2 separate regions of the Homo sapiens genome follow, and region 2 is linked to region 1. Evidence: read pairs that join two places in POLR2A ChIA-PET (ENCODE). Cell type or tissue: B cell. All regions are shown on one strand. Each heading gives the region's core, and the rest is flanking DNA. Links, peaks and the distances in the headings are about the cores only. Region 1 overlaps XPO4 (exportin 4). Region 2 overlaps LOC105370103 (a long non-coding RNA gene).

Region 1 (15,752 bases), core at 7,451-9,950:
GCAAAAATTAGCTGGATGTGGTGGTGTACGCCTGTAGTCCCAGCTACTCGGGAGGCTGAAGCAGGAGAATCGCTTGAACCCAGGAGGCAGAGGTTGCAGTGAGCTCAGATTGCACCACTGCACTCCAGCCTGGCGACAGAGCAAGACTCTGTCTCAAAAAAAAAAAAAAAAAAAAAAAAAAAAAAAAGGGTCCTGAAAGTGAATTTGAAAACAACATGTGAAATTTCAGTATCTTTAACTTTATTTTAAATGTAGGTTGCAAGCAGAGATGTCAGTAATGATATTAACATTGGTTTTTGTCAGCTGCAAAACCAGTAACTCAAACAGGATGCTGTCCCCTTCATTCTTTTTAGTATGCAAAAATATATGGATATCATTTAAACATGCAATAGAAAATGTGGCTTTTTAAAAAATAGTTGAAATATTAAGCTGATAACCAAGGAAATGTTGGGGAATTTATTTCCTTTATTGTTGCATTCTCTTGTTTGAAATGAAATCATACTTTATTGAAAAAGTTATATATTCATTTTAGGATTACCTTAGTCATTAGATTTAGTGTCTCTGGAAATCAGTGCTTTGCTCTGGTTTGGTTGGTGGTGAATGTTAATTTAAAAAGCAGTTCATTTCAGGGTGCTGTCATATTATATATTCTTTGTTATATTTTTTGCTTGGGCAGTAGCATCAGGAATGCTTTCCTTGTATTTTAAGTGCTTTTTCCATTTTTGTCAGATGTTAGTGTGGGAGCAAAACATTTTGGTATCTGAGAGCACAGACTATGGAGGATTGGGACCAAAAAAAAAAAAGTCACCATGTTTTTAATCCAAAGAATTAATATGAAATTTAATGTTATATGGTAGAAACATTTCTTGTTTCACTAAAAAAGCAGCTCACATTTCTTAAAACAGGTATCATTTGAGAAATAATTATTGACTGCTGACAACGTAACAGGGAGCCTTCGGGTATTTGAACAAAACAGATAGAAGTCACTTCTCTTTTAGAACTCTTTATAAAGGAGAGAGAATAAATAAGTAAATTATGCAGTATGTTAGAAGACAGCAAATGTGACAGGTAAAAAGCTAGAGTGAGTATCAGTAGGGATTGTTGTAGTTGTCATTAGTGTGATGAGTGTTGGCTTTATCTAGAAGGTGACTTGGGAGCAGAGATGTGAGGTTGGTAAGGGAGGCCATGAAGGTGTCTGGGGGGAGAGCATTCCAAGCAAAATAAACAGTGAATGCAAAGGCCCTGGGCCTGCTTGGCATGTTCAAGAACAGCAAGAATGCCGTGGTGGGTTGAGCAGAATGAGGTGGAATTTTTTAGGAGATGGAGTTAGGAAAATAGAGGGAAAACAGAGAAGGTCTTAGGCCTTTGTAACATCTTTGGCTTTTGTTCTGAATGAAGCAGCATGCCATTGTAGGGTTTTGAGCAGAAGAGTAACTTAAATGTTAAGAAGTTTACTCTGCTGCATTAAGAGTAAATGATGGAGGCTGGGCACTGTGGCTCACACCTGTAATCCTAGCACTTTGGGAGGCCAATGTGGGCAGATTGCCTTAGCTCAGAAGTTCAAGACCAGACTGGGCAATATTGAAACCCCATCTCTACTAAATACAAAAAATTAGCCGGGCATGGTGGTGCTCGCCTCCTGTAGTCCCAGCTACTCAGGAGGCTGAGGCATGATAATCGCTTGAACCTCGGAGGCAGAGGTTGCAGTGAGCTGAGATTGCACCACTGCACTCTAGTCTGGGCGACACAGCAAGACCCTGTCTCAAAAAAAAAAACAAAATGCAAAAAAACCCGAGAGTAAATGATGGAAGCCAGGAGACCAGTTAGGAGACAAATTGTAGTAATCCAAGAGAAAGATGATGGTGGCTCAGACCTATAGTGGAGGTTGTGAGAGGTTAAAGCTCTGTTTGATTTATTGTGCTGACTTTGGATTTATGACATACAAATGTAATCTAGGATTGACTTAGAAAATATGAGAAACTGAGTGCTGTTTGAAATATATTTGTAGATATAGTGCTTTAAGGAATTGAAGTAGGAATGGGGTATTAATCTTGGAATATCAACAACTTAAAAATATTTTGGTGTTTTTATGAGTTGTATTTCAACTCCTATGCGTGCCAGCATCTGAGGATACAGTTAGAAGTGTGTAAGGGTGTTATAGGAGCTCCTGGTTCCCCTAATCTACGGGCAGAGGAGAACCAGAGGGGGCTTCTTGAAACAAGAGTACTTTAGGCAGTGACAATAGCATAAGCAGCAATGTTATAGGAAAGGGGTCCCTGAGGGTTCTTGGATCTTGCACAAGAAAGAATTCAGGGCGAGTCCATAGAGTAAAGTGAAAGCAAGTTTATTAAGAAAGTAAAGGAATAAAAGAATGGCTATTCCATAGACAGAGCAGGAAGTTCCTGAAAATAAGAAATAAGAAAATAGGAGGAACACGTCCACCATAGGCACAATGCTTGTGTGTATGTGTGTGTGTGTATATATATATATAATGTGTGTGTGTATATATATATAATGTGTGTATATATATAGATATATATAGTGTATGTATATAGTGTGTATATATATATTGTGTGTATATATATAGTGTATGTATATATAGTGTATATATATGATAAAAAAGATGGGGAGATGGGCTTTGCTACAAGGGTTTGTGATAAAGGATTACTTTTCTTAATTACTGTATTTTGCAAGAATCAATATTACTATCTTTAAAGCAAAATTAGGAATGCCTTTGTTCTCCAGATGTCAGAATATCTGGACACTCCCAAGTCTGGGTCTGTTTAGTAAATCTTATTAATTTGTTCCCTTAACTGTAAACATCTAGAGAATAGGGAATGCCTGATTTTCTGGGAATGCAGCCGTCAGGTCCCAGCATCATTTTCCTAGCCCTCACTCAAGATGGAGTCAGTCTGGTTTGATGCCTCTGACAGTAAGAGAGCCCTGCTCAAGTGAGAAGAACTTAGGTGTGGCTGGTGTGTGACCCAGGAGGGCAGGGCGATAGCTTTGGTGGGGGGATGAGGGTGGAGAGGCAGGGAGGTTGCTGTGGGTGGGGCTGATAAAGTGGGAGTAAAAATACTGACAAGGATTTACAGCAGAGAAGTGAAGTGATCAAAATATTTTAGAGATACTATTCCATGGGTGATAAATTTAAAGGGTGACAAGGCAAGTTAGGAAGCATTTTCCTACGTAGTCTTGGGAGTGAAGATGGAGAAAGGTTCTTGGGTTATGAGAGGTATTTCTGAGGTAGAAGAAAGGCCCCTGGGTGCCTCCCCTGGACCTGCCTGACTCAGGCTGAGTGGTTCTTTCATTGATGTTTCTTCCACTTTACAAAAGAAAGGCCAAAGTTTTCACTTCTACCTCTGAACATGTGGATTGGCAGGTGTGTAAAACCCCACAGAGGAGAGGGACAGTTGCAAACAGTGTGGCACTGACTAAGTGACTGAGTCACTAGTGAGTGGACAGTTAGCAGGTTTCAGTCCTTTGCATTAAATAACAAGAGGACCTAATCACATCAACCAAGAGATGATTAAAAATAATTTTTGTTGGTAGATCTCTGTGATTTTTGGTGTATAACTTGGAAGAAATTCAAATAATTGGGGTACTCTGCGATTTTAAAAATAGGTTCTACTTATATGAAGTTTTCTCAGTACTTATATCTATTAAAGGAAAAATAGGAATCAAATCATGCTCCACTTGCTCATCTGGCAATAGGTAATATTCATTCAAAGATACGTGTACTAAGTGGGGAAAGAACCCTACTAAGTTAATCACATTAAGAGATGCATACAATTTTATGTTTGTGTTTATTCATGTTTAATAATTTATTCAAATTTATATTGTTTTGCTCAGTTGTCTAGTTTTAAGTATCATAATGATAATCCAGAAGACATTTTTAAACACTTAATGGTCTTATGGTCATTGAAAATGTTTAAAAGTTATCTTTCAATATATAGACATTTGTATCAGAGTATGTAGTATGATGAACAAAATACTGGAACATAAAAATTATATTAGGATAATGTTCTATGGGAAAATGAAATTGAAATAAAAATAAGGAAAATCTGTTTATATTTTTAATGGGTGATAGTGGGTATCAGAATATTGTGATAATAAAACTCCAGTGCATAAATTTAAAGTGTTAATGTAACCATTTTCTTTTGAATTTTGTTAGGCTGGAATAGATATTTAAAATGATTTAATCTTACCAGGAATTTTGACATATCTACAACTTAAATGTATTACTGTACTGGGAGATTGTTGGGGTTTTATTTGTTTGTTTTGTTGTTGTTCATATACCCCCTAAAAAATTTTTTTAAAAAACTCAAACGAGCACTGGTGGTATAGGAAGTGTGCAGACAGTGAAGAAGGTTGGGCATGGTGGTTTATGCCTGTAATCCCAACACTTGGGGAGGCCAAGGTGGGAGGATTGCTTGAGCTCAGGAGTTCAAGACCAGCCTGGGTGACATGACGAAACCCTGTCTTTACAAAAATTTTTTAAATCGGCCTGGTGTAGTAGTGTGTGCCTGTAGTCCCAGCTACTTGGGAAACTCAGGCAGGAGGATCACTTGAACCCAAAAAGTTAAAGCTGCAGTGGACCGTGACTGTGTCTGGGCATACTGCAGCCTGGGTGACAGAGCAACTCTGTCTAAAAAAGAAAAAAAATTAGAAGAGATTCTGGGGTGGAACCTTAAAAACCTCCTGATTTAAAGAAGAAGTTCAGGAGAAGAGGATGCTGCCATGAAGACTGGGAAAGAGGAAGCAGATGGCTAGATGAAGAGAGGAAGGGCAGTGACCCCAGGGAGGCTGCAGGAAGATAAGGGCAGTGACAGTGGGCCATCCAGTGGGGTAAAGAACTGAAACACGTGTGTATGATTTCATGATGAGATCATTTCAGGCTTCCTGAGAGCACTAGTAAAGGAGCATAAGCCGAATTTGAGTGATTAGAATCCTTTTCTCAGCACTGATATTCATTAGTGTGTAATGGGGTCTTTCCATTACCTCCTTTGCTTCCTTGCCTTTTGGCTAAAGTCAGGTTAAATATATATCACTTCTGATTATGTGCCCTCCTCAACAAAGACATTTCTGTTTGTCTGCATGTCACGCTATGTGATTGACACCACACGACCATATGAATTATGTAGTGTAGGAAAGGACAATATGTGTACTTACACAGGTAATCTTTCTAGCAAGAGTTTTATTTAAAAATACCATGAAGAATCAAGTTTACTAGGAAATATTGGATTTAAACAAGGCTCAATATTCAAAACTTTCTAAATAATTCCCAGATCTTGTACTGTAACATGACCATGATATAAAAACACAAACTATACTAACCAGGGTAGTTTTAAGTAGTGATGCTAAGTAGTACATGCTAAAAGAGTTTGGCATGTACTCTGAAGATTTAATTTGATGTATTTCTCCTGAAAATCTGAAAATTTTGAATCTGAAAATTCTCTTTAGCTAGTAATGCTGATATTCACACATGTGGTTACAACTTCAGCAGAAGGACATCTCTAGTGTTGACTCTTCCTTTCCTTATCTTGTCTCCTGCTTCGTGAAAGATCAGAAATAATATGGGACAGTTGTCTAAAACTCTGTAGATGAAATGTTCAAGTATAGCCTGACCTAAATCCAGAGAACTGAAAGACAAAAAAGGACTTTTAAGGAAAAAAATATGATTAGACAGCAACTAAATAAATAAAAGAATAAATGACTTCTGTTTTATACCTACAGGCTGTTGTCTGCCATTCTCAGAGTTTCAGAAGTTGAATCTCGAGCAATAAGAGCAGATCTCACTCATCTACTAAGTCCCCAGATGGGCAAAGATATTGTTTGGTTTTTAAAACGCTGGGCAAAGACTTATCTCCTGGTGGATGAAAAACTGTATGATCAGGTCAGAATGTAAAACTTAAAACTTCATTTGGATTTATGATGATAGCAGTTATAGAAGCAGGAACATTTTTCTTGGTGGTTTTTCATCAAAATAGAACTGTTTAAGAGCAGTTTAACATTTTCTGTGTGGAAGAGAATTATGTGACTGGAATGCTGTTTTAATGTGTTTTTGAGCACATCCCTTGATATCGTTTATTTTAACTGCTGTTGAAGATACAGATTATTATTTGGGAATAGATTATGCTTTTTTGTATTTGGTTTAATACTATGTTAATTTTTTAATACTATGGGAATAATAGAAGTTGACGGGAAAATCACACTGGAAAATGTGAGTGGATTGAGGATGTCTTTTTTTTTGACCAGTGGAAATGAGTACATGTGTAAAGTTGATGTGAAGTAAGCACTACTTCAGATTAGATACTAATTTCAGTTCGATTTTTCTCTGTTTTTTTTTTCTTGAGTTGATCTTTCTTGCTTACCTTAAAAAATTTGTTTCCTCTCTTAAGATAAGTCTGCCATTCAGTACAGCGTTCGGAGCAGATACAGAGGGTTCTCAGTGGATAATTGGCTACCTCTTACAAAAAGTCATCAGTAACCTCTCAGTCTGGAGTAGTGAGCAGGACCTTGCAAATGACACTGTGCAGCTCCTTGTCACTTTGGTGGAAAGAAGAGAAAGGTTAGCCCATTGTTGGAGGCTGACTGTGTGTGTATGTGTGTGGGTGAGAAACTCTTTTTCACTTCTTAGTGTAGTCCTTTGAACTGGCAAATGGTTACACGGTCCTAATTCCAGATAGAGCCTACATTTTTGGAGTAATGGGTTTTAAAAACTATGTCACAGTACTATTACAAATGCAAATGGAGCTTTCCCATCTTATAATTGAGCATTACATTGACTCCTTCAGGATTTGGCATCAAAGCCCTATGAGTAACACATTAGTAATTTATCGTGTTGCAAACACTTTTATGTGGAATATGCTCATTTGAATTTTTAGACATCCCCATTTTAAAGATTAAATACTGATATTTAAAATTTAATGTTGGAAAGTAAAATTTTTAGTGCTTTCTACAACAATTCTAGAAATGTTTTCGTTGTTCTTACTGTATAGGAGTATCATTGTTATTATTACCATTGTCATTGTCTGGTTTATTGAATTCTTATAATTTACTATGTACTCTTCTAAGCATGTCATAGGTAGTATCTCATTTAATCATTATATCAGTCTCAGCCCCAGGAGACTGTTATTATTCCTATTTTGCAGATTATAGAGAAGTGATGATTGATAGAGGTTAAATAAATTTTACATCACCAGACAACTAGTGGGATTTGAATGTAAGCCTGTGACTTCAAAGTCTATACTAAGTTTACTGTACTTTGCTTTAACAGTAATTAAATCTAGTTATTTTTTATTTTTGTTTTCTTTGTGTGTATATGTGTATGTGTGTATGTATATACATAGTAATACATCTTATGTTTTGTTATTTCTACCTGTAGGGCAAACTTAGTAATTCAATGTGAGAACTGGTGGAATTTAGCTAAGCAGTTTGCAAGCCGAAGCCCACCTCTTAATTTCTTGTCAAGTCCTGTGCAGAGGACATTGATGAAGGCTCTAGTCTTAGGAGGTTTTGCACATATGGACACAGAAACCAAACAGCAGTATTGGACAGAGGTAACAGTGCTGTCTATTTTGATTGCACCCTTTTGTGTAACTCTGTAGTTCCTTTATCTATGCGTTGCCGTAAGAGTCTCTGGAGACATAAATGTATCAGTCATAGCTTTTCTTTCTTTCTTTCTTTCTTTTTTTTTTTTTTCTGAGATAGGGTCTTACTCTGTTGCCCAGGCTGGAGTACAGTGGTGCAGTCTCAGCTCATTGCAGCCTCTACCTCCCAGGTTCAAGCGATTCTCCTGCCTCAGCCTCCCAAGTGGCTGGGACTACAGACTCATGCCACCATACCCAGCTAATTTTTGTTTTTTTTAGTAGAGACGGGCTTTTGCCATGTTGGCCAGGCTGGTCTCGAACTCCTGGCCTCAAGCAATCTGCCCGCCTTGGCCTCCCAAAGTGCTGGGATTACAGATGTGACCAGCCACTGTGCCCGGCCCAGTCATAGCTTTTCTGATATTTTTTCTCCTAATGAATGGGTTGAAGCTTCTTATTTTACAAATGTTGTCTTATAATTTTTCTGTACCTGCCTGTGTGTGATGACATTGAATATTATCAAGTGTTCTGCATTTTAGGCACATTTTTCACAACTCAGTCGAGAGCATGGACTGGCTTATTAAATTTTCATTAGGGATCAGGGAAATATTCTCCTGTCTTGAATAAGATGCAGATTAACCATGATATTCATTTCCTAGGGCTGCTCTAACAAAATACCACAACAGAAATTTGTTTTCTCCTACTTCTGGAGGCTAGAAGTCCAAGCTATAAGGTGTCCATGGGATTTGTTCTTTCTGAAGGCTATGAGGGAAAATCTGTAGCCTCTGGTAGCTTGCTGGCAGTCTTTGGCATTCCTTGATTTGTAAACGCATCACCCTGATCCCTGCCTTCATCTTCACATGCTCCCCCTGTGTGTGTCTGCATCCACACTTCCCCTTTCTATATCAGTTATATTGAACTAGGGGCCCACCCTATTCCGGTATGACCTCATCTGAACTAATTACATCTATGACAACCCTATTTTCTTTTTTTTTGAGACGGAGTCTTGCTCTGTCACTCAGGCTGGAGTGCAGTGGTGTGATCTTGGCTCACTGCAACCTCCACCTCCTGGGTCAAGCGACTCTCCTGTCTCAGCCTCCTAAGTAGGTGGGATTACAGGTGCGCACCACCATGCCTGGCTAATTTTTGTATTTTTAGTAGAGACGGGGTTTTGCCATGTTGGCCAGGCTGGTCTCCTGACCTCAAGTGATCCGCCCACCTCAGCCTTCCAAAACGTTGGGATTACAGGTGTGAGCCACTGCATCCGGCCAACTCTATTATCAAATAAGTTCATATCCTGGGGTTTGGATTTCCACATATGAGTTTTTGAGGAACACAGTTTGACCCATAACAACAACCATGGGCACATTATTTAATAGGCTTTAAATCAAGGGCCAAGAGTTGCCAGTGTGTGTAGGTTGCCAGCCTGCAGTCCTTGTCTAGAGGGCCCTTAGTGTTTGAGAAGGGGCACAGTAATGGAATTAGGCAGTTGTTTGTGACTTCAAATCCAGGGGAAACCAGACTGACTAAGTATTTTTATTTTAAACAATTGTATTATCATATGGACAACTTAAAGTCGAATTAAGATACTGTCCTCTTGAATATGAGTACTCTTATATACAGGGCAGGACTGATTATCTGAAGTTACGTTCTGTGCCAAGAGGAATTAGGTAAAGGAAAAAGGAAAAAAACAGACAAGAACTTTGAATTGGGCTTCACTCTGTAGAGGTCGGCAAGCTGCAGCCCATGGGCCAAATGTGGCTTACTGTCTGATTTTGTAAACAAAGTTTTTTTTCCTTTTTGACTCATTACTTGGAAAGAGATGGAGGGAAATGGCAGAATTCTTTGAATGGCAGGGAGACAGTTATGTCCCATGCTTTGGGTGTTCTGGCTTTACATGAGCGGAAAGTTAGGATGACCCTCAAAATGGGGAGTGTAAAGTCTGGTTTAGATATTCTTTGTTATGTGCTTGTCCTGCCTCCAACAATTAGAAATGTTTTGGAAAGTGAATATGTATCCAAGCAGAGGAAATAAAGCATGAGAACTGAGCTTTAAGAAAATTCCTGGTTTATTTTTATAGGTTCTTCAGCCACTTCAGCAGCGATTCTTAAGAGTGATAAACCAAGAAAACTTCCAGCAGATGTGTCAGCAAGAGGAAGTCAAGCAGGAAATCACTGCCACACTAGAGGCCCTGTGTGGCATTGCTGAGGCTACCCAGATTGACAACGTAGCAATCCTGTTTAATTTTTTAATGGACTTCCTTACCAATTGCATTGGATTGATGGAAGTTTACAAGAATACCCCAGAGACTGTCAATCTCATTATAGAAGTTTTTGTTGAAGTTGCACATAAACAGATATGCTATCTTGGAGAGGTAAGCACTTTCTAATTTTATCCCCTCAGGATTAAAACTCTTTGAAGCTGTAATAAAATAATAGATCTTTGCTTAAAATTTGATTAGTATTATCTTAAATAATATTTTTATTCCTTCAAAAGATTTTTAAAAAAGATTTTTGAAAAGAACTTATAATTTAGAGAAAGTCATGTTGAATGAATGTAAATTTTTTTTTTAATTTCTTCTAAAAGGAAACAGGATACATATACAGAACGTTCAGATTTGTTACATAGGTATATGTATGCCATGGTGGTTTGCTGCACCTGAATATAAATTCTTGTCCTAAAATTTTGTTAGAAAAGGGGTAAAATTAAAAAAAATATACTCTTAATATATGCTTTCTAGAAATTATTGTTTTAATGTAGTTTAAAGCAAGAATTATTGCTACTGTTGGAATTCGGAGTTAATTTATATAGATTATATTTTAAAATTTTTTTAATGTCAGTGTACCAAGTAGCATAATTTGTGCATTTTTTTTTTTTTCAGTCCAAAGCTATGAACTTATATGAAGCCTGCCTTACTTTGTTGCAAGTGTATTCTAAGAATAATTTAGGGCGGCAAAGAATAGATGTTACAGCAGAAGAAGAGCAATACCAAGACCTGCTTCTCATTATGGAACTTCTTACTAACCTGCTGTCAAAAGAATTCATAGATTTCAGTGATACAGGTAAAATGTAACGTGATGGTTTTTAAACTTTGTTGTTATCCTCCTTTTTATTAAATCAAAGGATTGTTTTCTGTAAGAGACATCTCATGAGGAAATTCAATTTATGGAATAAATGAAAGAAGATCTTTGTGGTCAAAGTGAGGGTGAGGACCAGTGGCCCTCCTGCTTGCCTTTCCTCTTGTAAGAATAATAGAAATAGTATCTCTCATTCATTGAGATCTTACTAAATGCCATGCACTGTTCTTACCTCTCACAATGGTATGAAGTCAATCCCATTGTTATTCTCACTTTATAGATGAGGAAACAGAAGCACAGAGAGCTTAAGTCACTTGGCCACAGATACTTAGCCAGGACTGGGATTCAAATCCCAGCCTGTGACTCCAGATGCCAGTCTCTTCAGAGTTACACTTCCTGACTAATCACTTCTCCATGTTCCTCACGGTGGCCACCCCAGAAACCCTAGCACTTTCCAGAGTGTGGCTTGGAAAGCCCTGTTGGTGTAGGAAGCACTCTCTCTGGAGTTAACAGCCCACACTTTGAAGACCTAGCCTAGTGTCTCACCTACAGTATGATGTGAGGGGAGTTGATTAGCCTACCTGTGTCTTTACTAGCTGGTCAAATGGGTATGATAATAAATACCTTTCAGTGTGTTTGAAGGATCAGCTGTAAAGTGTCTTTGGTGCCTAGCATTGTGTCTGACAATCAGTAGGTAAAAGATAGTTGCTGTTACAGGCAAGAACCTGATCAGTAATTTAAACCTCATATATGTGTATAGTTTTCAGTGCTGTAGAGTTCACTCCCCTCCTATCTCACTGCCAACCTTGACTTCAAACAAAATGGATCCTGTTTCATGACAGAAAAATGAATCATATCTAGCCTCTCCTATTATATGTTGTGCAGACACGTGTGGTAGTGGACATTTTTGGCTTCTTCCTTGTAAGATTCTCTTTCTAAGTTGGGTGCTATAATATCCACTTGACTTATTTATCCCAATCCTTGAGATTGTTCTGTTTCCTTAATTTTTTCGTATTCCTTATTCACTGGACCATGTCTTTTTTTTTTTTTTTTAAATTCTTGGGCAACGGTTTTTCCAATATCTGCCCTGAGCTAGGTACCATCAACTTCACAGTGTAGAAGGTTTACTCTTTATTTTTTTTGCAGTTAACTAGGGGTACCAAGGTGAGATAGTCTGAAAAGCACTGTACAAATTCACTTTTCCTCAGTGAATTCTTTCTGGTCTGTTTTTAGGCCCAGCCTTTCACCCAAGTTTTCTAACTTTCTTCAGGTCAGTTCTGCTTAATCCAGGAGTTCTTAACTTTTTCTTTCTTTCCTTGTTGTTGTTTGAGAGGCAGGGTCTCCCTCTGTCATCCAGGCTAGAGTGCAGTCGCATGGTCACAGCTCTGTGCAGCCTCAACCTCAGGCTTAAACTATTCTCCCACCTTAACCTCCCAGAGTGCTGGGATTACAGGTGTGAGCCACTGTGCCCAGCATTCTTAACCTCTTACTAATACAGTATTAGTTGGTTCATGGACTCCTGGAAACTCTTCTATACATTTTCCAGGTGTGTCAGGAACCCAGGTTAAGAATCTTGTCCCCAGAGGAATCTGTAACTAAATGTTAGGACCCAGAGCTAAAACATGTATATGTTTAGATGATTTACTGTCATGATTACTCTGTGTATCATAAATCAGCTCATTGTTTCAATTTTTTCATTTCTAGAAATAGTATCATCATTTTCTTGGATTCTTATTCTATGCCCCCACTCAGGCCCCATCGCAGACCTACTAACTCTAGAAATCTATATTTTGACTAAGTTTCCTAGTTGTTTCTGACATACTACCAGATTTGTCTTATTTTCAGAATAATTTTCCTAAAATAGTGATTCCATCGTGTTTCCTACCTACTTAAGTACTACAGTAGATCCCAGCGCTGGGCAGCGTTAATAAGAGAAAGGAGAAGGGACAGTCCACATTTCTAGAATATTCTATAATCCTATCAAAAAAGGAAGGATTATAATAGAAGTAAACATTTAGAGAAATGATTGTGGAGCTGTGGCCAGTTTTTAGAATCTTCCATCTTCTTCCTACCTTGAAGGCCCCTTTAGGAAATCAGAACTGCCTCTCTGCTTCCTTACTGGACTCTAGATGGAGGATCCTCCCCCAGCACAGCCTTCCTGAGTTTTTCTTTGAGTAACATAATTTCTGTACGACTTGCCCTGGACCCAGTAGGACTTGTACCAACAATAAGGGATAGCCATTAATATTTTTGGAATATTTTTTCACCTGGGAGTCTTCTTTGGTTAAGGGTGAAATGTTTCAGATCATTTACATTGAAAGGGCAGGGGATAAAAAATTAGCCAGGCATGGTGGTGGTGGGCACCTGTAGTCCCAGCTACTCTGGAGGCTGAGGCAGGAGAATGGCGTGAACCAGGGAGGCGGAGCTTGCAGTGAGCCGAGATTGTGCTACAGCACTCCAGCCTGAGTGACAGAGCCAGACTCTGTTTCAATCAATCAGTCAATCAGTCAATAAGAAAGGGCAGGGGGGCTATTAAGGTGTTTGAAGACAATCTCCCAGGTTTATGGTGCAGCTGCACTTCCTCCCATCTGCCATTCTAAGAACAAATTGTAGAGCAAACAATAAAGCTAAGCATTTGAAGGAGAGATTTTCAAAATAAAAGCAGCGAAAAGATTAAAGTCATAATAAGGTTAAGAAAAGAAATTGATGCTATAATGCTCAGGCTAGACAAAACAAAATAGGGGTAAAAAGAATAAAACGAGTATGTAGGGTTGAAATTCAGAAGAAACAAAAATGAAGGCAAAGTAGAAAATTATAAGGAAACATCTTTGGCACATCAGGCAAATGGATGGTAAAAAGGAAGAGAATATTTTATTTAAAAATAAAGATAATAGCTGAAACAAAATATAAAATATTCTAAATATTGTAAAACAAAGTTAATGGACTAGGTGAGATATTAAAAGCATAACTGCGCCGGGTGTGGTGGCTCACGCCTGTAATCCCAGCACTTTGGGAGGCTGAGGCGGGTGGATCACCTAAGGTCAAGAGTTTGAGACTAGCCAGGCCAACATGGAGAAACCCCGTCTCTACTAAAAATACAAAAAAATTAGCCGGGCATGGTGGTGCATGCCTGTAATCCCAGCTACTCAGGAAGCTAAGGCAGGAGAATCGCTTGAACCTGGGAAGAGAGGAGGTTGCAGTGAGCTGAGATTGTGCCATTGCACTCCAGCCTGGGCAACAAGAGCGGAACTCCAGCTCAAAAAATATTAATAATAATTAATAAATAATAAAAGCATAACTGGAAACTGGCATCTGACTTTTTTTTTTTTTTTTTTTTGTGAGACAGAGTTTTACTTTTGTTGCCCAGGCTGGAGTGCAATGGCGCGACCTTGGCTCACAGCAGCCTCCACCTCAGCCTTACGAGTAGCTGGGATTATAGGAACCCGCCACCAGGCCTGGCTAATTTGTTTGTTTATTTGTTTGTTTGTTTTTGAGACAGCGTCTCGCTCTGTCACCCAGGCTGGACTGCGGTGGCGCCATCTTGGCTCACTGCAACCTCTGCCTCCTCGGTTCAAGTGATTTTCCTCCCTCAGCCTCCCAAGTACCTGGGACTATAGGTGCCCGCCTTTTTTAGCAGATACTATGTTTCACTATGTTGGCCAGGCTGGTCTTAAACTCCTGACCTCGTGATCCGCCTGTCTCACCCTCCCAGAGTGCTGAGATTACAGGAGTGAGCCACCGTGCCCAGCCCAGGCCTGGCTAATTTTTTGTATTTTTAGTAGAGATGGGGTTTTGCCATGTTGGCCGGGCTGGTCTCGAACTCCTGGCCTCAGGGGATCTGCCCACCTCAGCCTCCCGAAGTGCTGGGATTACTGCGCCTGGCCTTGACATTCTTTAACGTGGTATCCGACCTGCTTTCTTGACTCCTTAGCAGAGCACATGGTTAGAGACTGAGCCCTCTTGGAGCCCATGATGGGTCAGCCTTTGCCGGCTCTGAGAGACGTGTCTTCTTGGCAGATACCTGGAGCAGGGAGTCAAGCTCTAGTACCAGCCTTCTGCTCCAGAGCAGGCTGGGGTTCCTTGGGTAGAATCCAGGCTTACCAGTATGATGTGCAGGGAACATTTGGTGACTCCTGCTTTAACACAGGAGATTCTTCCAACCAGAACAAAGATTCCAGGGGAGAAGTTCAGCGTTAGGCTTAACAAGTGGATTTTAAGTAGACACATATCCCTCATTTGATCTTTTTGTTGTTATAAGAAATATGCCCTTAATAGAAAAAAATTGTAAATATAGAGACAGAAAAATCATGCTTACTTTTGGACACCATCCAGAGTCAACTATACATTGCATTTTAGGAATTTCTGTTTTTGTTATTTTTGTCCAATTTTCTTTGTGATCGTGCTCTAAATACAAGTTTGTTTTTATTTTGCTTTTACTCCTGGCAAGCTGCGAACTAAATTCAATTTTATATTCTGTCGTTTTGTTTAATGTAGTGTTAACCTTTCCCTTGTCATTAGAATCTGTGATGATATTTTTAATGGTTATGTGGCATTCCACATTTTGGAATTTAGCCTGTTTCCTAATATTGGACATCTGGAATGTTTACCTTTTTCCTCTTATAAATGGTGATGCAGTGATCATTTCTGTGGACAAGGCTGTCTGAATTTCTGATTATATCCTTAATAGATAGAATTCTCAAAATGGTCTTAATATATTGCTTTTGAGGTTAACCACATTTCATCCTTACTGGCAATGAAATGTTATCATTTTTACAAATTATTTTTAATGTAATGAATCAGAAGTAGTATCTTTTTAAAATTTGTATTGCTTGATTAATAGTTGGAATGGACTGTTTTCCTTTAGAGTCAGACTTTGATAAACGTTTGTTTAGAGATGTTAATTTATCTGTTTAGGTCTTAGTATTCTCATTAATTTATATATATATATAATTCATATGTATTAAGAATGATAACCCTTTGTCATATTGGTTGTTCTTTTTTAAACTACTTTCTTTTTTATGTAACATTTTAATTTCTGTATTTCTCGCATTCCTTTTAAGCTTAGAAATATTATACACACTTGAAA
Region 2 (15,752 bases), core at 112-2,611, 240 kb after region 1:
CCATGCCCGGCTAATTTTTTGTATTTTTAGTAGAGACGGGGTTTTACCATGTTGGCCAGGATGGTTTCAATCTCCTGACCTCGTGATCTGCCTGCCTCGGCCTCCCAAAGTGTTGGGATTACAGGCATGAGCCACCGCGCCTGGCCGAGACCCATATTCTTTAATATGAAAAACACTGTTTTTCTAACTGTCACCAATCAAGTCCAGGGAAATCATACTCATGGCCTTTGGACAGGATCTTTAGATCCTAAATTGTGACTACACAGTGTACTCACACTTTAACCCAAAATCAGACTTTGAAACCAGGCTTGCAAGATTTCTTACTTGCAAATTACAAATTAACTTTAGCCTGCCAGCAATTTCAGTCTGTTCTAAAACAAATGGACATTGGACTATAAATTACCCTGATGAAAGAGTCCTATGTCCACTCACACCACAAAAACCGCAGCCTTTAGCAAGTCGGAATTAGTATGTAGCATACAGGAAACCATGGGGCATTTCAAGTTGTGTCCCTACTATCACAGGCCCTAATGGCAGCATATAAACTAAAGCGCAGTTTATCTAAGGAAGCCTTTTTTTGTTGTTTTTTTTTTTGAGGCGGAGTCTCACTCTGTCGCCCAGGGTGGAGCGCAGTGGCACGATCTCGGCTCACTGCAAGCTCCGCCTCCCGAGTTCACGCCATTCTCCTGCCTCAACCTCCCGGGTAGCTGAAACTACAGGCGCCCGCCACCACGTCCGGCTAATTTTTTTGTATTTTTAGTAGAGACGGGGTTTCACTGTGTTAGCCAGGATGGTCTCCATCTCCTGACCTCGTGATCCGCCCCTCTCGGCCTCCCAAAGTGCTGGGATTACAGGCGTGAGCCACTGCGCCCGGCCCTAAGGAAGTCTATTTTTAAAGAAAGGACTACTCACTAAAGTCCGACTGTTAATTTCATAGCATATTGTTTGTCAGAGAGGAACTAGGTAAGATAGATAATGACTTAGCACCATTCGTGACTTAAAGGATGAAAAAGCCAAGCTCCTGGCCTTCTAATGGTAAAGTAACGCAGTCATACAGTTAGTGCAAAGCAGTTGGTTGCTTTTGCCTCTTCTTTCTTTGTTTAATCTTGATTTTTGTCTTGGATCATTCTTTCCACTTAAATCTGGTTTTAAAATGCCACAGTCATGCTCCCAGCCTTATTACTACTGAAAATTCTTAATGTCTACAACAAAGAATAACCCAATAGTTTAGTTGACTTATGTAAACATTTAGAATTATCCACATACTTGTTATGTCTTCCATTTTCTTTTTAATTTTCCATGCAGAGATGATGATTCAGTAAAAAACAAGTCTCTCAGTTGGGTGGGCATAGTAGCTCATGTCTATAATCCCAGTGCTTTGGGAGGCCGAGGCAAGAGAATTGCTTGAGCTCAGGAATTCAAGACCAGCCTGGACAACATAGGAAAACCCTGTCTCTACAAAAAAATAAACAAAATTAAAAATTAAAAAATTAGCTGAGGCCAGGTGTGGTGGCTCACGCCTATAATCCTACCTTTGGGAGGCTGAGACGGGTGGATCACTTGAGGTCAGGAGTTTGAGACAAGCCTGGGCAACATGATGAAACCCCGTCTCTACTAAAAATACCCAAAAAATTAGCCAGGTGCGGTAGTGGACGCCTGTAATCCCAGCTACTCGGGAGGCTGAGGCTAAAGAATTGCTTCAACCTGGGAAGTGGAGGCTGCAGTAAGCCAAGATCATGCCACTGCACTCCAGCCTGGGCGACAGAGCAAGACTGTCTCAAAAAAAAAAAAAATTAGCTAAGTTTGGTGGTGTGCAACTGCGGTACCAGCTACTAGGGAGGCTGAGGCAGGGGGGATCACTTGAACCCAGGAGTATGAAGCTGCAGTGACCTATAATCACACCACTCCACTCCGGCCTGGGTGACAGAGCAAGACCTTGCCTCTAAAAAAATTTTTTTAAACAGGATATTTCAGAGGAATTTCTAACAATTGTGTTGAGTTTACTGTTTTTTGGGTATAAGCAAACTTCAGTTTCTATTCCTATCAGTTTTGCCATGATTTTGCAGCTACTTACCTGCATTCAAACTCTCCATATCGTGAACCTCCCCTGCCTTTTTTTTTTTTTTTTTTTTTTTTTTTTTGAGACAGAGTCTCGCTCTGTCACCCAGGCTGGAGTGCAATGGCTTACTGCAACCTCTGCCTCCTGGGTTAAAGCAATTCTCCCATCTCAGCCTCCCGAGTAGCTGGGACTACAGGCGTGTGCCACCATGGCCGGTTAATTGTTGTATTTTTAGTAGAGATGGGGTTTCACCACGTTGGCTAGACTGCTCTCGAACTCCTGACCTCAAATGATCTGCCCGTCTCGGCCTCCCAAGAACTTCGCCTGCCTTTCTAACCTTATTTTCTTCTGTTAAGGAGAGATAAAGACTTTGGGAGCAAAGATGAGGTTCGGAGAAAGGTTTACTGTCAAGCAAGGAATCTGATCTGACCCAGAGAACTTCAGTTCTGGGGATGAGGCCCTAAGAATCCGGTCTCCGTCAGGAAAGCAGTCTGTGGGCTCTGGAGCGACCTGGGATCTGGAGTGTAAGTGTATCTCTATGGTTTGTCAAGAGGCGGTCTTCTCTGTGAGTGTGAAGTGCTTATTTCAGTGTAATGGCACCTCCGTGGTTTCCACTTATTCCCGATTATGGTACCCTCACAATCATTTTAGAAAGACTCAAGTCTGCATTGCCTCCCACCTCTTGGATGACATCGCTACTGTCATCATTATCATAATCACTAATATTATCATTGTAAGGTTTTGGAGACAGGGGTCATGCCTTATATTTCTTGCATTCCCCCATGGATGTGTAGAATACATTTTCTCTCTGGTCTTAGATGTTTTAATAATAAAAAGAAGGGCCGGGTGTGGTGAGTCACACCTGTAATCTCAGCACTTTGGGAGGCCAAGACGGGCAGATTGCCTGAGCTCAGGAGTTCGAGACCAGCCTGGGCAACATGACGAAAACCTGTCTCTACCAAAAAATACAAAAATTAGCCAGGCATGGTGGCGAATGCCTATAGTTTCAGCTGCTCAGGAGGCTGAGGCAGAAGAATCGCTTGAATCCAGGAGGCAGAGGTTGCAGTCAGCCGAGACTGGGCCACTGCACTCCAGCCTGGGCGACAGAGTGAGACTCCATCTCAAAAAAGAAAGAAAGAAAGAAAGAAAATGGGGAGGGGGGGACATGGATTTAAAAACTAACTAGTGGGTACTGTGCTCACTACCTGGGTGACAGGATCAGCTGTACCCCAAACCTCAGCATGATGCAATATACTCACATCACAAACCTGCATACGTACCCACTGAATCTAAAATAAAAGTTGAAATTATTTAAAAAATAATAAATAAATTATAAAACTTCTAACAACAACAAAAACAAAATAGGCAGATTTTAAAAACACTGTTATCAGTGAAATACTAAGTTTGGAAGAGGTCTCCTGACCCAAGAAGGGAAACACGTTCATCCTCCTTCACCACAGGGCTTTTTTAGTGGGAAAACCTGAGGACCAAGGCCAAGGAAAGCTTACCTTTCTCAGTCAGGGACTCTGACTCTTCCTCTGATATGGCTACTGAATTATTGCGTGACTTTGGGCAGGTCCCTTCTCTAGGACTGTGTCTTGTCACCTGCAAAAGGAGGGGGTGGGCATAGCCTTTCCCACTGTAGCTGCTTTTGAGTCCTTGACCTCATCTACCTTCTTTTGGGTCCTTGACCTCATCTACCTTCTTTTGAGTCCTTGACCTCATCTACTTTCTTTTGGGTACTACACCCTAGCGGTTTTTTTTTTTTCTTTTCTTTTCTTTTTTTTGGGGGAGGGGGGAACGGAGTCTCACTCTGTTGCCCAGGCTGGAGTGCAGTGGCATGATTTCAGCTCACTGCAAGCTCTGCCTCCCAGGTTCACACCATTCTCCTGCCTCAGCCTCCCAAGTAACTGGGACTACAGGGTAACCCGCCACCACGCCCAGCTAATTTTTTGTATTTTTAGTAGAGATGGGGTTTCACCATGTTAGCCAGGATGGTCTCAATCTCCTGACCTTGTGATCCACCCACCCCGGCCTCCCAAAGTGCTGGGATTACAGGCGTGAGCCACCGCACCTGGCCCACCCTAGCGTTTTATTGCCTGCTAGTTTGACAATGTTCACAATGAATGGAATCTTAACTATTGTTAAGGGGGAGCTCCTTAGTATTTATTTATATTTTAGTTCAGGTTCAAAAGTAAGATTTCTCTTCACACAAACGTCTCACTTTTTTTTTTTTTGAGACAGAGTCTCGCTCTGTCGCCCAGGCTGGAGTGCAATGGTGTGATCTCAGCTCACTGCAAACTTCACCTCCTAGGTTCAAGAGATTCTCCTGCTTCGGCCTCCTGAAGATGGGACTACAGGCGTGCACTACCATGCCCAGCTAATTTTTCTATTTTTAGTAGAGACAGGGTTTCACCATGTTGGCCAGGATGGTCTCAATCTCTTGACCTTGTGATCCATCCGCCTCGGCCTCCCAAAGTGCTGGGATTACAGGCGTGAGCCACCGTGCCCAGTCACGTCTCACTTTTAAGAATCAGTAGAATACTCTAGATTTAAGGTAGTCTGTATTCAGAGATCACTGATTAAAACAGAAGGGAGTGGAGCAGAGGGAAGAAAGAAAAGTGGAAAAATACTCTAATAAACATACAAGCCGCTTTTATGGATGGAAAATAGTAAAAAGCTGGCCTGTGGCATGCTCTAATTGCAGCCCACATGACCCTGCTTGTGCCTGGAGCAAAGTGGGGCCCTGTGAAAGGTTTCCTTACAAAGCAGCACAGGCTGGCTGGTTCATGAACTCACACACTGCGCTGTTGTTACAGCCAGGCTTTCATGCACACCAAAGCTGATTTCTAAAAGGGCGTTTGTGCAGTCTGTGTGCAAAGTAAATTTCCATCACTTTGGCTTTTCTTTTGCTGCTTTCAGAAGAGCTGGCTTATAAAAAGCCTTATTCCATAGTATAACATGTCATTTTTTCTACTTGCTTGAGTCAGTAATTAAATTGGTTTCATAATAACAGATATGAATTTAGCTTTTCAACTTGAAAGTAGGATCAGTGAAGGCTGGAATGTGGCTTGAAAAGAAACCAGTAAGTTCTTTCCAACCCAAAGTCAACTCTCCCTTGTTCAGCATCCAAAATCACTAAAAAACAAGCACTCAAGTAAACCAAATAAATATTGTACAAAGATATTTGATGACAAGAAACAGTGAAATTAAGTGCATTATGTTTTCAGCATTAATTATCTTTGTTGATCCACGTCAGCTCTATACAGGGTCTAACAGTAACAAGTTCACTCATTCCTTCATCCATCCATTCATTTGTAGGAGTTTCACAAATGGATAAGCCAGAAGGAAGGCATTCCTGGCAGATACGAGAGCATATGCAAGCTGCGCACCTAACACAGTAGCCACTAGCCGTGGCTGTTTAAAATTAAATGGAAGGCCAGGTGTGGTGGCTTATGCCTGTAATTCCAGCATTTTGAGTAGCTGAGGCAGGAGGATCACTTGAGGCCGGGAGTTGGAGACCAGCCTGAACAACATAGTGAGATCTGTCTCTATAAAAAAATTAATGTAAATTAAATTAAAAATAATTCTGATTAATGTTATACTTATGTGTGCTTTTCAAAATTAAATCAAATTAAAACTTCAGGCCGAGAATGGTGGCTCACACCTGTAATCCCAGCACTTTGGGAGGCCAAGGCAGGTGGATCACCTGAGGTCAGGAGTTTGAGATCAGCCTGGCCAACAGAGTGAAACCTCATCTCTATCAAAAATATAAAAATTAGCCAGGCGTGGTGGTGGATGCCTGTAATCCCAGCTACTCAGGAGGCTGAGGCAGGAGAATCGCTTTAACCCAGGAGGCGTAGGCTGCAGTGAGCCAAGATCACACCACTGCACTCCAGCCTGGGCAACAGAGTGAGACTCTGTCTAAATAATAATAATAATAATAATAATAATAATAATAATAATAATAATTCATTTCTTCAGTCACACTAGCCACATCCAGGTGCTCAACTGCCACACAGGAATAGTGGCTACTGTGTTGGAGAATGTGACATAGAACATTTCCTTTATTGCAGACAGTTCTGTTGGACAGTGCTGCAAGGATGGAGAGACTATTAAGATCACCTGACTACACCATTTAAAAAATTTTTTGAATGAACTATCTTTGTTTGTAAGCCCCAAAACATGGTCTGAAGACTCATTAGTGACCTGATCATACAGCTGACCTCTGAACAACATGAGTTTGAACTGCGTGCGGGTCACTTATAGGCAAGTGTTCAACTGCACGGGGCAGGAGCAGTTGGTGCCCAATCTGCTAATTGTTCAAAGGTAGAGTGTAGTTTTTAAAGACAAGTGAGGTAATTTCTTTTAAATCTCTAGGCTACTACAATACAGAATGCTGGGAAATGAATTAATGTTATGCTTACGTGTGCTTTTCAAAATTCCCCTTGTGACTAATGGGATGTCACTCTGCAAAAACATTGTTAGTTTCCCATTGATTCCACTGGTTTGAGTGTGTTTAATGCCGAGGAAAGTGAGAGTTCTTTCGGAAGATGGTAGGTTTTTGTCTTTTTGAGGTGGTTCATTTACTTTGAGAATCATCATTTTGTATTTTTAAAACCAAGTCTTATATGCAAAATTATTGAACTGTGAGAAGAAAAGGCAAATAAAATCTTTCTTTTTCATTGCAAATGTGTCTTTATCCAGTAATGACTTTGAAACGGGCATCTAAATACTTTCTCTGAAACCCCAGTGAAGAAAGTCAAGGGGTCATCCAGGGTGAAGATCTTAATTGGCCTGTTTCCTTCAGCAAGTCTACATGCTTGTTGATTTAGCTTCTCAGCTTCTAATTTTTGTAGATTTCTCAAATTCAGGATCTCCATCTCCCTTCCTCTTACTCATCCTCCTACCACCCCTAGAATCCTGAATCTAGACAAAGATAAAATCCATAAGTGACATTTTCTGTAAGTGAAGTTGGAAGTAATTTGGGAAAAAGCTACAGTAATTATAAGTGGTTATGAAACCCTAATTTTCTGACAAGAACCTACTATCTCTCTGGACATAGTTATACTCAAGCACATCAGTTTCCCTAGACAATATCATACACATCATAGCCTCTGTGACATATGGTTGTATAGGTTGTGGGTTGTGCACTGCACAAGGACACATTTAAGGAGGTGTTGCTCACATTATATACATCACAGATTTGGTACTTATAACAAAAATAAAAACAATTTTCCAGAAGATGGCAGTAAAGTTGTTGGAGGCTGAAAGAATGAGGGTCGTGGTCAACTCAGTGCACCACTGGCGGCTATATGAGCAAACAGCAAACTGTTCTCGTGAAAGCAGGATGTTGGTAAACTGACAAACTGTGCCTGCCGCCCAGTAGGAATGCTGAGGGCAGTCACAACCCAGGCACGAGTGTTTCTTGTGATTAGGCACAACTGAATCCTGTTAGCAATAATGTGAACCTGTGATCAATTAAGCAGCTGACCAATCTACCTCCTCCTCCCTGCTCTTTATACCCAATAAATATGAAGGGCTGAAGAAGCTCGAGGCTGCCTTTGCTCACTAGAAGCAGGGAGCTCTCTTCTTCTTCCCCTGGACCCTTCCTTTAAAACAGTTACTTTTGTCTTAAGTTTTCATTTCCACGTTCATCCCTTCTTTCAGTCTCATAAAGACGGTCTCAAGTAGTAACAGTAGTAACTGTCTCAAGTAGTAACAGTAGTAACTGTCTCAAGTAGTAACAGTAGTAACTGTCTCAAGTAGTAACAGTAGTAACTGTTGTAGCGATGGTCTCAAGTAGTAACTGTGGCAGTCTCCCACACAAAGTATCTTGTTCTTAAAAAAAATCAAGGGGCCAGGCCAGGTGGCTCACACCTGTAATCCCAGCACTTTGGGAGGCTGAGGTGGGCAGATCACGAGGTCAAGAGATCGAGACCATCCTGGCCAACCAACATGGTGAAACCCCATCTCTACTAAAAATAGAAAAATTAGCCGGGTGTGGTGACGCACGCCTGTAGTCCTAGCTACTTGGGAGGCTGAGGCAGGAGAATCGCTTGAACCCAGGAGGCAGAGGTTGCAGTGAGTTGAGATCGTACCACTGCACTCCAGCCTGGTGACAGAGCAAGACTCTGTCTCAAAAAAAAAAACCAAAAAACAATACATTATGACAATTTTCTGTAGAGGAGAGTACAATGTCTTGATGAAGAAGTACCTTTCTCTGATTTACACAAAGGTATGAAATGGACTACCATTGGCTCTAGGGCTGTATAAAATCAAATCCAGACTATTAGTGAAAGTGAACCAATGCAGTTTAATAAGTAAAGAAAAAAAAAGAATGATCAATAATATATATTGAGCCAGGCACAGTGGCTCACGCCTGTAATCCCAGCACTTTGGGAGGCCAAGGTGGGCTGATTTCTTTGAGCTGAGTTTGAGACCAGCCTGGGCAACATGGCAAAACCCTGCCTCTACTAAAAATACAAAAATTGGTGGCGGGGGGCAGGGTGTGCGGTGTGGTGGTGCATGCCTGTGGTCCCAGCTTCTCCAGGGATGAGGCTGGAGAATCGCTTGAACCCGAGAGGTAGAGGCTGCAATGAGCCAAGATCGTGCCACTGCACTCCAGCCTGGGTGACAGAGTAAGACCCTGTCTTAAAATAATAAGTATTGAAATTCTGGCTTCCAAAATACTTGTTCTTTGTTCATATATTATATTACATGTGCAATATAGTGTCTTCGTTCATTCTGGCCGCTATAACAGAATGCTGTAGACTGAGCGGAGCATGGTGGTATGTATGCATCTGTTGTCCTAGATACTTGGGAAGCTGAGGTAGGAGGACACTTGAGTCCAGGAGTTTCAGTCCAGCTTGAGTAACATAGCAAGACCCCTCTCTAAAAAACAAAAATGCTATAGACTGGGTGGCTTATAATAACAGACATTTATTTCTCACAGTTCTGGAGGCTGAGGGGTCCAAGATCAAGGCATTGGCAGTTTCAGTGTCTGGACAGGGCCCACTTCCAGGTTCATAGACAGCCATCTTCTCATGGTCTCCTCACATACTGAAAGGGATGAGGGGTTTCTCGGGCCACTCTCATAAGGGCACTAATCCTGGGCATGAGGGCTCTGCCCCATGACCTAACACAACCCAGAGGCCTTGCTTTCTGATAACATCACGGTGGGGGTAGGGATTCCAATGTATGAATTTGGGGAGACATAAACATTCAGTCTAATATGTGTAGTATAAATAAGATAGTGTAATACATGCTTCCCTAGGCCTCATGGAACCACAGGTACAAATGTGATTAATATATATGGGGAGGAATTCTTCAGTTTTAGGAACATCTTTCTGTCACCCCAAAAGTCTCCCACACACATACACACTGTCTTCCATCTTTGGATCCCCCGAAAAGTAATGTATCAAAAGTACTGTGATGTTAAGGAGGAAAGGGTTTTAGAGAAAAAATAAATTCCTGATTCACTTTGTGACATGTTTAAATTATTTTGTTCCTTGTTCAGGACTATGAGCTTTCTGGCTTGGGCAACTACAGCTGAAAAATGCAACACCCTTTTCTTGTGGAGCAGTTTTACCAAAGTAACGTTTCTCTTATGTTTTGTTCATTTCAGAAATTGTCATCTTCCTTTCCCCCTCTCTTCTTTTCTCTCTCCCTTCCTCCCTCCCTCCCTCCCTTTCTTTTTTCTTTCTTTTTTTTGCAGGGGTGGGAATAAGGTTTCACTCTGTTGCTCAGGCTAGAGTGAAGTGGCACAATCAAACCTCACTGCCATCTTGACCTGCTGGGCTCAAGCAATCCTCCTACCTCAGCCTCCCTAGTAGCTGTGACCACAGGCACATAGCACCATGTTTGGATAATTAAAAAAAAAATTTTTTTTTCATAGATATAGGATCTTGACATACTGCCCAGGCTGATCTCGAACTCCTGGGCTCAAGCAATCCTGCCTCAGCCTCCCAAAGTGCTGGGATTACAGGCGTGAGCCACCTTGCCCGACCTTCCTTTCTAAGCAAAATAAATATAGGCAAGGGATGGATGATCAGAAAGCATTTGTAAAGTGCAGTATTAATGTAAGCTATTACTTGTGATATTTTAAAGGATGTCAGAAGTGGACAGGAGGAGAAGGACCTATGACCAGTGTGTTTAGACAGGGGATAGGAACAGACATAAGCAGCGACGTGTGCACTGGTTTTATGAACTAGTTTGCTATGACCCTGCAATGCCTTTGCATGTTCCTGGAGACTATGCCTGAGTTTTCAAATTCATCTTTTGTAAAACACTGTTCAAGTTTAGGATAAATATATAATTCAAGACATTTTGACTAGAAAGGAAAGATCTGGTCTGAGATGGACCTGCTAAGTGGCCTGGAAGTCTTGGGGCTGTCACCTGTAGAATGGTGGGGCTGGAATCTGCTTTACATATGCCAGGGAGGTGCCAGGGAGGGCCAAGTGAGAGTATGTGTAAGGAAGAGCTGCTGCGTGATACTACAGAGGACACAGAATGATCCAACACTGGCCATGTGCCAAGCACATTTTAGAATGGATTCTATCAGTTAATCATTAACAATAACCCTTTAAGAGGGAACCTCTATTATGACCATTGTACTGCTGAAAAGGCTGAGTTTTGAGGAACTAACTTGTCTAAAATCATGCAACTAGCCAAGCACGGTGGCCCACATCTGTAATCCTAGCACTTTGGGAGGCCAAGATGGGCGGATTGCCTGAGCTCAGGAGTTCAAGACTAGTCTGGGCAACATATTGAAACCCTGTCTCTACTAAAATACAAAACATTAGCCAGGCATAGCAGTGTGCGCCTGTAGTCCCAGCTACTTGGGAGGCTGAGGCAGGAGAATTGCTTGAACCCGGGAGGTGGAGGTTGCAGTGAGGAGATCAAGCCATTGCACTCCAGCCTGGGCGACAGAGCAAGACTCCATCTCCAGAAAAAATAAATAAAAATAAAAATAAAATCATGCAAGTAGCAAAATATGAATTTGAGATTCAGACCCTGGCAATCTGACTCCAGAGCTCACACTTTTAACCACCGCACAGTTTTGCCTTTCTGATATTGACTTGTATACTGTTACCTATGTAGCAACACGTTAAGTTGGGGATTACGGCTGATGCCCTAAGATAACAGATCACAGATGTAAAAATGAATTGCCAGACCAATGTGCATTTTTTCAAAGTAGGTGGTCCAGAATGTTTTGGAACTTTTTGATCTCTTACTAGTATTGGGGTAAAGGATGGAGAGTTGGGATTTCACCTTCAAAGTGTTCCTCTGCGACTGGTCCCAGCTGGCAAGAGGGGAGATTTAATGACCTAATTAAGACTGTATTTGCAACTTAAATTACCCTTAGGCTTTTATTTCCCCAAAGTGATCAGAAAAATCAGGGCCCCACCTAAGTTTTAAAAGGGGAAAGGGAGACAAAAATAAAGTTGGGCTTGAATTACATCCCATGAGTTGTTCTAGTTCAGTGAATCTAGTTCAATTACACATGCTGTACAGAGTTCTTTTTACTACTTTAAGCAGTTAATTTCTATTATGGGTGGAGTAGCCACAGCTTCAGAGAGGAAGCAGGGCTGGGCTATGTAAAAGAAGAGGAAGTTTCAGATAATTTGTGGTGAAGAGAGCATAGGATTTGGCATTGCTCTAGGTCTGTAGAGCTATTTGAGCGCTTGAAACCTCACTGCCCAGGAGAGGTTTTCTTCACCATTGATTCCCAAAACCATCTTCCTCACTTCCATCATCCTTAATCCCCTTGACCTCTTTATTTCCTACATAACACTTATCATGACCTGCATTATTATTCTCTTACACATACATTTATTTCCTTATCTACCTGTTCAGTTTCTGTCTTTCACTAGAATAACAGTTCCATGAGACTAGACGTCTGTCTATCTTGGTCACCACTTTGTTCCCAGTGCTTTGAACTGAGCTGTCTAATGGGGTAGCCACTAGTTACATGTGGCTATTTAATTAAAATGAGTTAATTAAAACAATTTTTTTTTGAGATGGATTCTCGCTCTGTCACCAGGCTGGAGTGCAGTGGCGTGATCTCTGCTCACTGCAGCCTCCGCCTCCCGGGTTCAAGTGATTCTCCTGCCTCAGCCTCCCGAGTAGCTGGGATTACAGGCACGCGCCATCATGCCCAGCTAATTTTTGTGTTTTTAGTAGAGACGGGTTTTCACCATGTTGGCCAGGATGGTCTTGATCTCTTGACCTTGTTATTCACCTGCTTTGGCCTCCCAAAGTGCTGGGATTACCGGCGTGAGCCACTGTGCCCGGCCTAAAATAAAATTTTTAAAAATTTATTTCCTCAGCCCCTTCAGCCATATTTCATGCCAATAGGCATATGTGGTTGGTGACTACCATATTGGACAGTGTAGATGTTGAACATTTCCACTACTGCAGAAAGTTCTCTTGGGCAGTACTGATTTAGAATAGTGATGGGCACATAGGAAGTGCTCAACAAAGATTTAATGAATGAGTATTAAATAAATGAAAGTTGTTGAACTTGCCCTCTTTGAAGACAATTAAGAGATCCTGGGGATTTGCTGAGATAACGAAGCAAAATTACTCCTGTACACTAGAAACATGACACTAATGTGAGCTATTATTATTGTAATTCAAGCTTCCCTGGGCTTCATGAGCTGCAGGTACAAATGTGATTATGTAAAAAGGAAGGACTCAGATTTCACTGGCTCTTGCCCTGGCCCACATAACACACATGGGTTATCTTATGAGACCCTTTCTTGATGTCTGCCCTTGGGGTTGGGAGAGCTCTTTACTGGCCATTCCTGCCAGCGACTAGCTTGCCAATATTGATAATCAGGCCATAGATCCGTTTCCAGAAGTATTCAATTCACAATCAGAAAAAACAAATTAGCTGGGTGCAGTGGCTAATGCTTATAATCCTAGCACTTTGAGAGACTGAGATGGGAGGATCACTTGAGCTCAGGAGTTGGAGACCAGCCTAAGCAACATAGGGAGACCGCATCCCTACAAAAATAAATTAGCCCAGCGTGATGGTGCACACATATAGTCCTAGCTACTCAGGAGGCTGAGTTGAGAGGATCACTTGAGCCTAGGAAGTCAAGGAGGCAGTGAACCATGACTGTGCCACTGCACTCCAGCCTGGGCAAAGGAGCAAGGCCCTGTCTCAAATAAATAAATAAAAACAATTAAAAAAAATTTAAATTAAAAAAATCTGCAGGTCAACAGGTTCAGCCAACATCAAAGTGTCTATGACCTCCCAGAAGCCCTCAGGGACCCAAAGCAATGCTCGATTATCCAGCCTTCTTGGTGCCACACACCAGGTGGAAGGCACACGCCCCTGCCCAAGTCCTCTGTTTTTTAAACTTTGTCACGTAGGCACCAAAGCCCAGCTGCTGTGTAGCCCTTTGTCCCATGGAATTCACAAGAGCACCCCTCCCTCAGCTTCTCCCTGCAGCTCTTGTCGACAAGACCCAGGCCAGATGAGAGGTCAGGGAACAAGAGTCACCAAGGACCCTCAGAAATCCCCTTGATGTTCCCCTTTGCCTATGCAAATTATTCACAGACAGAGGTATTTACAGGCTGCAGACCCAGTCATCATCAGACACAGCTGAAGCAATGGCTTCAGTAACAGCTCATTTCACCTGGACCACCAGTATACTACCGTCTTATCCTCACCCAGGAGTAACTTTTCGGAGGGTACAGAAGTGGACAGCTGTTGGCTGATTTCTTCAGAGCTTTGTCGTGGGCTCCATTTCCTGGTGTGCTGGTTCACAAGACTGTGTGATGCTGGGCCACATGGACTTCTCCCTGATGTCCTGGAGCTGCGGGGGCCGCCTGGACCCTGGCTCAAGTTCTCCACCCTGCCTACAAGGTCCTGACTCTGACTTGGCCTTTTCTGCCCAGCTCTGCTTTCTTCAGGCTGGAGGGCTGGGCTGGAAGCAGCACTTCCTTTTTCTTCAAGCACTTTATGATCAAGAAGACTTACGGCTGTCTTCATCTCACAGGCATTCCTCAGGGCTTAAGGCCCTCTCTTTGGGAAGTATCCTAGTTTTCCACCACTGATAGGAGTTTGGAGTTGTTTTAGTATATTAAAAAGATGATTCAGGGGTTTACTTTTTATTTAAATGATTAATATTCAATTTATTAAAGTTACAATATCAAAGTTTTTCCTTAGATTTTGAAGATTATTGACAAATCACATTTTTCTTTTTTAAAGTATATTAATTTTTTTTTGGAGACAAAATTTTGCTCTTGTTGCCCAGGCTGGAGTGCAATGGTGCCATCTTGGCTAACTGCAACCTCCGCCTCCTGGGTTCAAGCGATTCTCCTGTTTCAGCCTCCTGAGTAGCTGGGATTACAGGCATGCGCCACCACACCCAGCTAATTTTTTTGTATTTTTTTTAGTAGAGATGGGGTTCTTCATGTTGGTCATGTTGCAGGATTATTAAGTAATCAGAGAGACCAGTGGGGTTCAGGAGGATATTTATTAATCATTTAGGTGCACCAGCCCAGTCGGATTAATACCCAAAGGATTGAGCCCTGAACAAAGAGTTAAGTTACCTTTTACACATTTTGTGGGGCGGAGGGAGATCTGTGCAGGGGGAAGCATACTACCAAAGGCAGTTATTCAATTAATTGAGACATGCATTACATCATTTCTTACTTTTCAAGGAAAAACATGTTTTGTGACTTGAGTTTATCTGTCTAGTGCCCTTGCAGCTGCACAGCTAGGGAATCAGGGTCTTTCCAATACCTGGGAAAGGAGGAGAGATGAGGCTCACTAGCCACAGAAAAATAGGCAGTTAATTTTTAAAGGACTCCAGCTCTTTCTCTTTCTCAGCGGGGAATTGGGTTTTCTTACATACAACTGAATTTCTGTTTACACACTCTTTAATTTCTTTTAATTCCTGTTCCAGTCAGGCTGGTCTCGAACTCCGGACCTCAGGTGATCCGCCCACCTTGGCCTCCCAAAGTGCTGGGATTACAGGAGTGAGTCACTATGCCCGGCCTAAAGTACATTAAAATTTTTTAACGATCACTTATAGGGGCTGTTGAATTTACTGAGGTGATTAAATACTTTTGCAGCATTTAAAAACTGCTTTTAGGCTGGGTGCAGTGGCTCACGCCTATAATCCCAGCACTTTGGGAGGCTGAGGTGGGTGGATCATGGGGTCAGGAGATCGAGACCATCCTGGCTAACACAGTGAAACCCCATCTCTACTAAAAATACAAAAAAAAATTAGCTGGGTGTGGTGGCGGGTGCTTGTAGTCCCAGCTACTCCGGAGGCTGAGGCAGGAGAATGGTGTGAACCTGGAGGCAGAGATTGCAGCGAGCTGAGATCGCCACTGCACTCCAGCCTGGGTGACAGAGCGAGACTCCGTCTCAAAACAAAACAAAACAAAAAACTGCATTTAAATGCCAGGCGCAGTGACTCATGCCTGTAATCCCAGCACTTTGGGAGGCCGAGGCGGGCAGATCACCTGCGGTCAGGAGTTCAAGACCAGCCTGACCAATATGGAGAATCCCTGTCTCTACTAAAAATACAAAATTAGCCTGGCGTGGTGGTGCATGCCTTTAATCCTAAGCTGAGGCAGGAGAATCCCTTGAACCCAGGAGGCGGAGGTTGCAGTGAGCCGAGACTGCGCCATTGCACTCCATCCAGCATGGGCAACAAGAGCGAAACTC

The links. ChIA-PET counts read pairs that join two places held together with the same protein. Peaks named below come from ENCODE experiments on the same cell type or tissue, not always from the same donor. Only the 100,000 strongest peaks of a DNase experiment are listed, where the experiment ranks them.
Region 2: POLR2A ChIA-PET joins it to region 1 with 9 read pairs; 2 of 35 experiments call an interaction of 5 or more read pairs at or near these places.

Annotation. Positions count from the first base shown.
Region 1 is chr13:20,790,975-20,806,726 of GRCh38, reverse strand. It overlaps XPO4 (exportin 4), which reads left to right. Exons shown (of 23, transcript NM_022459.5): 14 at 5,737-5,896; 15 at 6,402-6,571; 16 at 7,388-7,562; 17 at 9,670-9,963; 18 at 10,471-10,651. Among named protein-coding and RNA genes, the nearest start is that of EEF1AKMT1, 25 kb to the right of the region's middle. In B cell, for the core only: no CTCF peak of the experiment used is centred there; a DNase peak (open chromatin) is centred at 8,486; H3K27ac peaks cover 1,904 bases.
Region 2 is chr13:20,542,633-20,558,384 of GRCh38, reverse strand. It overlaps LOC105370103 (a long non-coding RNA gene), which reads left to right. Exons shown (of 6, transcript XR_941725.3): 5 at 2,416-2,583; 6 at 6,136-6,751. Among named protein-coding and RNA genes, the nearest start is that of IFT88, 17 kb to the left of the region's middle. In B cell, for the core only: no CTCF peak of the experiment used is centred there; no DNase peak of the experiment used is centred there.